Regions from separate parts of the Homo sapiens genome. Here region 2 is linked to region 1. Evidence: read pairs that join two places in POLR2A ChIA-PET (ENCODE). Cell type or tissue: Panc1. All regions are shown on one strand. Each heading gives the region's core, and the rest is flanking DNA. Links, peaks and the distances in the headings are about the cores only. Region 1 has its middle 28 kb from the start of PWWP2A. Region 2 overlaps TTC1 (tetratricopeptide repeat domain 1).

The links. ChIA-PET counts read pairs that join two places held together with the same protein. Peaks named below come from ENCODE experiments on the same cell type or tissue, not always from the same donor. Only the 100,000 strongest peaks of a DNase experiment are listed, where the experiment ranks them.
Region 2: POLR2A ChIA-PET joins it to region 1 with 8 read pairs; 4 of 35 experiments call an interaction of 5 or more read pairs at or near these places.

The regions. Positions count from the first base shown.
Region 1 is chr5:160,145,248-160,149,641 of GRCh38, reverse strand. No RefSeq gene overlaps it. Among named protein-coding and RNA genes, the nearest start is that of PWWP2A, 28 kb to the right of the region's middle. In Panc1, for the core only: no CTCF peak of the experiment used is centred there; no DNase peak of the experiment used is centred there.
Region 2 is chr5:160,037,290-160,041,683 of GRCh38, reverse strand. The region is part of intron 4 of TTC1 (tetratricopeptide repeat domain 1); the gene reads right to left. Among named protein-coding and RNA genes, the nearest start is that of TTC1, 30 kb to the right of the region's middle. In Panc1, for the core only: no CTCF peak of the experiment used is centred there; a DNase peak (open chromatin) is centred at 1,713.

The DNA.
Region 1 (4,394 bases), core at 325-4,324:
TCCCAGCCTGGAGTGCAGTGGCGCGATCTTGGCTCACGCAACCTCTGACTCCCGGGTTCAAGCGATTCTCCTATCTCAGCCTCCTGAGTAGCTGGGATTACAGGTGCACGCCACCAGCTTGGTTAATTTTTGTATTATTTATTTATTTTTTGAGACGAAGTCTTACTCTGTTGCCCAGGCTGGAGTGCAGTGGTGCAATCTCTGCTCACTGCAACCTTCACCTCCCTGGTTAAAGCGATTCTCTTGCTTCAGCCTCCCAAGTAGCTGGGACTATAGGCGCCTGCCACCACACCCAGTTAAGTTTTGTATTTTTAGTAGAGACAGGGTTTCACCACCCTTGGCCAGGTTGGTCTCGAACTCCTGACCTTGTGATCCGCCCACCTTGGCCTCCCAAAGTGCTGGGATTATAGGCGTGAGCCACCGCACCTGGCCATTTTTTGTATGTTTAGTAGAGACAGGGTTTCACCATGTTGACCAGGCTGGTCTCGAACTCCTGACCTCAGGTGATCCACCCGCCTCGGCCTCCCAAAGTGTTGGGATTACAGGCGTGAGCCCGTGTGCCTGGCTGGAAAAAAGTTTTAATCAGAAGAACAAAGAATAAAAAAATCAGATGCCCTGCCTATAAATAAGGACATTTGAACCTAGATCTTTGGACGCTCTCCATGTACCCACTCTCCCTTCTCACTGATGTTTGGGAAAGTGACTTCAGAAGTCAAGTGGTCCATTACCCTAGCAGGTAAGGCTCTGCCAGTTGCTTGCATTGCTAAACAGGAAGCTTACTCTCTCCCAAGGACCCATAGGAAACTACATTGTATTCTGATTTTTCCTTGTGCTTAAAAATGCTACAACAGGCATGGCACAGAGGCTCATGCCTGTAATCCCAGCACTTTGGGAGGCCGAGGCGGGCATATCATGAGGTCAGGAGATCAAGACCATCCTGGCTGACATGATGAAACCCCGTCTCTACTAAAATACAAAAAATTAGCTGGGCATGGTGGTGCGCACCTGTAGTCCCAGCTAGTTGGGAGGCTGAGACAGGAGAATCGCTTAAACCTGGGAGGCAGAGATTGCAGTGAGCTGAAACCACGCCACTGCATTCCAGCCTGGCGACAGAGCAAGACTCCATCTCAAAAAAAAAAAAAAGCTACAACAGCCTGCCCCTACCAAGACAATGTCCTTCCTAGCCTGTCATGGATCCCAGTTAATACCAGGTCACCTGAGGTCCCAAATCATTCAGTCCTTTAAAAAATACTTGCCTGGGCATAGTGGTTTCCACCTGTAATCTCAGCACTTTGGGAGGCCGAGGCAGGCGGATCACTTGAGGTCAAGTGTTCGAGAACAGCATGGCCAATATGGTAAAACCTCATCTCTACTAAAAATACAGATTGGGCACGGTGGCTCATGCCTGTAATCCCAGCACTTTGGGAGGCCGAGGAGGGCAGATCACTTGAGGTCAGAAGTTTGAGACCAGCCTAGCCAACATGGTGAAACCCTTCTCTACTAAAAATACAAAAAGTACCCAGGTGTGGTGGCACATGCCTGTAATCCCAGCTACTTGGGAGGCTGAGGCAGGAGAATTGCTTGAACCCGGGAGGCAGAGGTTGCACTGAGTGGAGATCACGCCACTGCACTCCAGCCTGGGCGACAGATCGAGACTCCGTCTCAAAAAAACAGAAACAAAAACAAAAATTAGCTGGTTGTGGTGATGTGCACCTGTAGTCCCATTTACTCGGGAGGCTGAGGCAGGAGAATCATTTGAACCTGGGAGGCGGAGGTTGCAGTGAGCCGAGATCGCACCACTGCACTCCAGCCTGGTCGACAGAGTGAGACTCCATCTCAAAGAAACAAACAAATGAACAAACAAAAATCCCTGACCTTTATCTAGAAAGAAAGGAAGGAAGGGAAAGAGAGAGATTGAGAAAGGGAGAGAGAGAGAGAAAAAAAGCAAACAAGAAAGAGGCCGGGTGCCGTGGCTCATGCATTTAATCCCAGCACTTTAGGAGGCTGAGGTGAGAGGATTGCTTGAGTCCAGAAGTACGAGACCAGCCTGGGCAATATAGTAAGAACTTGTCTCTAAATAAACTAGGAAAGAAAGAGAGAAAGCGAGAAAAAGAAGAAAGAAGGAAGGAAGGAAGAAAAGAAGAGAGAGAGAGAAAGAAAGAGAAAGAAAAAGAAAGAAAGAAAGAGAAAGAAAGAAAGAAAGAAAGAAAGAAAGAAAGAAAGAAAGAAAGAAAGAAAGAAAGAAAGAAAGATGTAACCTAATTTGCTCACAGAATAAAGGTTGCTGCTAATTCCCTGCTCCCCTTTACCCTGGCCCTCCCCACTGGGACTTGGTTCAGGTTTCTCCAACCTGGCTGGTTCATCTTTCTGCTTCTGAGCTACTGTCATGGGACAGGGCTTTGTGAGCCTTACCTCCACTCTCAAGATACATTTTTTTTCCATTGCTTATGTTCTTTCCGGCTTCCCCTGTGTCCACTTGTCTAAGGCCTTGCCTTGGCCACATCAGGGAATTTGGGAGCCAGGCCTAACAAGCCTGTATCCTAGCTACCTTGGAAAAGGGGAAAGGACCTTGGTGAACAATGAGCTAGAAATAGAAAGGAAGAAGTGTCTGGTGTGGGAGGAGGCAGATGTGAGTAAAGGTCATAGCTGCTTTTGCACCTCAGCTGGAGAACGTTCGCTACAGCTGGGCCTTATTAGAGAGCCTTCAGGTTGAGATGAGAGAGAGAGAGATTCATTAAAGAAAGGAAATAAATCTGTTTTATGCCTGCTGCCAGCCAGGTATGATGGTATGATGCATTGTGGTTTTTGTTTCGGATCATCTAATCTTCATACAACAGTTCTTTTTTGTCTTTTTTTTATTATTTTTTTTTGAGACAGGGTCTCAGCTGGAGTGCAGTGGTGCAATCATGGCTCATTGCAGCTTCGATAGCCTGGGCTCAAGCGATCCTCCCACCTCAGCCTCCTGAGTAGCTGGGACTACAGGCACCTGCCACTACGCCTGGCTAACTTTTTTTTTTTTTTTTTTTTGAGACGGAGTTTCGCTTTGTCACTCAGGCTGGAGGGCAGTGGAGCGATCTTGGCTCACTGAAACCTCTGCCTCCCGGGTTCAAGCAACTCTCCTGCCTCAGCCTCCGGAGTAGCTGGGATTATAGGTGCCTGCCACCACATCCAGCTAATTTTTGTATTTTTAGTAGAGATGGGGGTTTCACCATGTTGTCCAGGCTGGTCTCGAACTGCTGACTTCAGGTGATCCACCCGCCTCAGCCTCCCAAAGTGCTGAGATTACAGGTGTGAGCCAACATGCCCGGCAATGCCTAATTTTTAAATTTTCTTGTGGAGACAGAGTCTCGCTATGTTGCCCAGGCTGGTCTCAAACTCCTGGGCTTAAGTGATCCTCCTGTCTTGCCTCCCAAAGTGTTAGGATTATAGGCGTGAGTCACCATGCCCAGCCTCATAATACTCTTGAGGGCAGTAATTATTAACCCACATAGCAGATTGAAAAATTGAGGCCCAGAGAGAGCCCCAAAAAGGATAAATGATGAAGCTAGGATGTATTTTCAAGGTTACCCCAAAAACCCATTATTTTCCAGGATTCTTGCATCTCTCTAAGGGCTAGTGCTCAAGCCATGTTGCCTGGACACTCTTATTAGCCCTGCCTGGTCAGGCATTAGCTCTGTTCTCCTGCAGGTAAATCAGACTTGGCTGCTAAGTGGGTATGGCTGCTTCACAGACCACTCATTAAACCATTAATTTATCAGCCACCCTAATATGAACTAATAGAATGTTTAAATTTTAGAGTTGGACTGCCTGGGATTTACTGGGTTTTTTTTTTTTTTTGGTTGTTGTTGTTGTTTTTCCGAGACTGAGTCTTGCTCTGTCACCCAGGCTGGAGTGCAGTGGCACGATCTCGGCTCATTGCAACCTCCATCTCGTGGGCCCAGGCAATTCTCCTGCCTCAGCCTCCTGAGTAGCTGGGATTACAGGTGCATGCCACCACGCCCAGCTAATTTTTGTATTTTTAGTAGAGATGGGGTTTCCCCATGTTGGCCAGGCTGATCTCAAATTCCTGACTTCAGGTGATCTGCTCGCCTCAGCCTCCCAAAGTGCTAGGATTACAGGCATGAGCCACTGTGCCCAGCCTGGATTTACTAGTTGTGCGATATTGAGCCTTTTAAGCACAAAAAATCAGTATCATTAAAATGGCATACTACTTAAAGCAATCTACAGATTCAAGGCAATTCCTATCAAATTACCAACGTCATTTTTCACAGAATTAGAAAAAACAATTCTAAAATTCATATGGAACCAAAAAAGAGCCTGAATAGCCAAAGCAATCCTAAGCAAAAAGAACAAAGTCAGAGACATTGCATTATCTGACTTCGAGCTATACTACG
Region 2 (4,394 bases), core at 213-4,212, 110 kb after region 1:
TACTCAGGTGTTGGTGTGATGCTGGGGTAAACAAACCTACTGCACTGCAAGTCATGTGAAAATATAACACAGGCCGGGCATGGTGGCTTATGCCTGTAATCTCAGCACTTTGGGAGGTCAAGGTGGGCGGATCACCTGAGGTCAGGAGTTCAAGACCAGCCTGGCTAACATGGTGAAACCCCATCTCTAGAAAAAATACAAAAAAATTAGCTGGGCATGGTGGCACACACCTGTAATCCCAGCTACCTAAGAGGCTGACGCAGGAGAATTGCTTGAAACCGGGAGGCAGAGGTTGCAGTGAGCTGAGACAGCGCCATTGTACTACAGCCTAGGCAACAGAGTAACTCTATCTCCAAAAAAAAAAAAAAAAGAAAGAAAGCATAATACATACATAATACTTGATAATAAATGGCTGTTATTGGTTTATGTATTTACTATACACTACTTTTTATTATGTTAAGAGTGTACTCCTTCTACTAAAAAAAAGTGTACTGTCAAACAGCCTCAGGCAGGTCCTATCGGAAGTATGGAAGTATTCCAGAACAGGGCATTTTTATCATAGGAGATGGAGATGACAGTTTCATGTATGTGTCGCTCTTGAGGACCTTCCAGTGGGACTAGATGTGGAGCTGGAAGACAGTGATACTGATGCTCCTGATCCTGTGTAGGCCTAGGCTACTGTGTGTATTTGCATCCTAGTTTTCAACAGAAAAGTTTAAAAAGTAAAAAAAAAAAAAATTATTTAATAGAAAAAAGTATATAGAATAAAGATATAGCTGGGCACAGTAGCTCACGCCTATAATTCCAGTGATTCGGGAGGCTAAAGCAGGAGGACCACTTGAGGCCAGGAGTTCAAGACTAATCTGTGAAACACAAGACCCCATTTCTAAAAAAATTAAAAAAAAAAAATTAAAAGAAAACCAAACAAAATTAGCTGGGAGTGGTAGTGCAGGTCTGTAGTCCCAGCTACCCAGCTGCTGGAGAGGCTGAGGTGGGAGGATCGCATGAGTCCAGGAGTTCAAGGCTGTAGTGAGCGATGACTGTGCCATTGCACTCCAGCCTGGGCAACAGAGCAAGACCCTGCCCCAGCTCAGAAGAGAAAAGGACATAAAGAAAATATTTTTGTAGTTGTACAACATGTTTATGTTTTAGGCTGTTATTATAAAAGAGTTTAAAAAAATTTAAAAGTTTATAAAGAAAACAAGGCACAGTAAACCAAGGTGAATTTATTAAAGAAAAATTAAAAAAATAAATTTAGTGAAGCCTAAATGTAAGATATTTATGAAGTCTACAGTAGTGTAATGTCCTAGGCCTTCACATTCACTCACCACTCACTCACTGACTCACCCAGAGCAATTTCCAGTCCTGCAAGATCCATTCATGGCATACACGGTATATGTATGTGTGTGTGTGTGTGTATACATATGTGTGTGTGTTTATGTATCTATATATATAGATGCACCATTTAAAAAATACTGCATTTTTACTGCACCTTTTCTTTTTAGATACACAAATACTTACCATTGTGTTCCAACTGCCTATAGTAATTCAGTGCAGAAACATGCTGTACAGGTTTGTAGCCCAGGAGCAATAGGTTATACCATATAGCTTAGGTGTGTAGTAGGCCATACCATCCAGATTTGTGTAAGTATACTCTATGATGTTTGCACAATGATGAAATCACCTAATAACACATTTCTCAGAATGTATACCCGTTGTTAAGTGACTCATGACTGTACTTTAAAATGGCCAACTTTATGTTATCTGTATTTTACCACAATAAACAAAACAAAAAAGGTTTCAGGGTCATCTGGGACCTTTTTTTATTTCTCTTTCAATGTTCAGCATACCAATTCAAATATCAAAAACTCTAAGAAGTCCTGTAAGTAATCTGTATAACTTTATATAAGTCAATATTTTTTCAACTTATCACATTTCTATAAGTCAAAGACACACAATTTCACAGTTTCTGAAATAGAAATAAATCTTTACAATTTATGTGTACAACTGTTGTGATGGTATTCTTTGTGTGCCTAGAAGTGATTATTAAGCTGTAGTGCATCTTATCCACTGTCTCCTCAAATCAAGGAATTATGGAATTTTATTGCAGAAACTTTTGTTTGAGGCTCATAGTCTACTAATACCTCAGAGGACCCAGGTGTTGTCTGCTGCTTACAATGGTAGTCCCCAAAGTGGAGTGTGTGGGAAAAAAAAAAAAATCACAACTTTACCATTCTTTCATAATTTTTATATATAGGTAGCTATCTATCTATATAAAACAGTATACATAATATATAGTGACAAAACAAATGTACACAGCATATAAGGACAAACAAATCTAACTATACATATAAAACAATGTATATAATATATAAGGACAGTAGTTAAAAAAAAAAAAAAAAAGAGAACCTACTCTTTTAGGGCTCTGCTCTTGTATAGCTAGCGAGACCTAGAGCTGAAACTCTGCCCTAGCTCCAGGTTACCTTTTCTCTCTCCAGATATGAAATGTGAAGCGTGGCCAGGGGCACTGAGTCAGGGATGCTGAGCTTGCAAACCTGCCTTTCAGAAATTCTTCATCTTTACCTCTTAAAGCAGTTAAACCATCATTTCCTTGAAAAACTTAGAATATAATATGCTCCTTAAATTGTGTCAGGGTACTAATCCTAGAAGTTATCAAGTCTCTCATTTTAGAGTCTTCATAAAGTATTAAAAATGCAACTTAAGGCCGGGGACGGCGGCTCACGCCTGTAATCCCAGCACTTTGGGAAGCTGAGGTGGGCGGATCACGAGGTCAGGAGTTTGAGACCAGCTTGACCAACATGGTGAAACTCTGTCTCTACTAAAAATACAAAAATTAGCCTGGCGTGGTGGCGCGCACTTGTAATCCCAGCTACTCAGGAGGCTGAGGCAGGAGAATCGCTTGAACACGGGAGGCGGAGGTTGCAGTGAGCCGAGATCACACCACTGCACTCCAGCCTAGGTGACAGAGTGAGACTCCGTCTCAAAAAAAAAAAAAAAAAAAAAGAAACGCAACTTAAAAGAACAGAAAACTTCACCAACAAAACTATTCTTTGAACAGGCAACAATCATAGAGCAACGCTCTTTTGAGTTCTCCTCAGATGTGACAGACAAAATACTAACAAGACCATACATTTTCCTAACTCAAGAACCAGACTATTTATGTGAGCCCAAACCTAGAAATATCAATAACTTGGGCAACTGTAGAAACAAAGAATCCCAAATCCCAGGAGCCAACTGGGTATGGTGCATTTCCTCTGATACTGAAGGCACATCCTTGATCCTATTTCACAATGACAATGTCCAGTCTAAAAATGTGGCAAAAGGGAGAAGCAAATCTAAAAGATCAGAATTTTCCAGGTAAGTGTAAAAACTGTTAGATGTTAATTCTGATTGCTGGTGGGACACATTAATGAATATTGTTTTAAATAAAGTTAAACCAATTGTTTTGTTTTCTCTAATACAAAATGTTGGTTTGTATACTATAAAATTATTTCTTCTCTCATGCCACATGAAATACTCCAAAAATACTCTGCTTTGAAGATTGAATCTTACACAAGTTCTGGTAAAAAAAAAAAACCGTAACCTTTCTGCATGTCCAAGCATTCAAGCACCCACCCCCGCAACCCTGCCCTGGGGCCTTTAAAAAAAACAACAACAACAAAAAAAACCTTGTCACCTAAAGTGACTGTGGTAGAGGCATTTGAGAATTTCAGACAGTATCAAAGAGATATCTGATCTAAACAAACAAATGAAAACACTGCCACTTCCAATCTTGAGCCAGCATCATGGTTGCTTAAAGGTATGTTAAATAACCTATCCTTTGTACTTTGGATGTAAGTAGCCATAGTTTAAAAAGTGGTATGGTTTAAAAAAAAAAAAAACCACTCTCATTTCAATCCAAGGATTATGAAGACTAAATCGGAAAATCAGACAAATCAGAAACAAATCTAACTTTTTTTTTGAGACAGAGTTTTGCTCTTGTCGCCCAGGCCAGAGTGCAGTGCACTGCAACCTCTGCCTCCAGGCTTCAGCGACTCTCCTGCCTCAGCTTCTTGAGTAGATGGGATTACAGGTGCCCACCACCATGCCTGGCTAATTTTTGTATTTTTAGTAGAGATGGGGTTTGACCATGTTGGCCAGGCTGGTCTCGAACTCCTGATCTCAGGTGATGTGCCCGCCTCGGCCACCCATAGTGCTGGGTTTACGGGTGTGAGCCACTGCATCTGGCCCAAATCTAACTTTTAATAAGGTCATGGTATAAAACAAATATATTTGTACTCTCACCTATTCCATACTCACCTTGTTATACTAGGTTCTCAGTCCTTTGGAAATACAAAATGTTTTCAAAGTTCCTTGACACCTATTTTGCATTT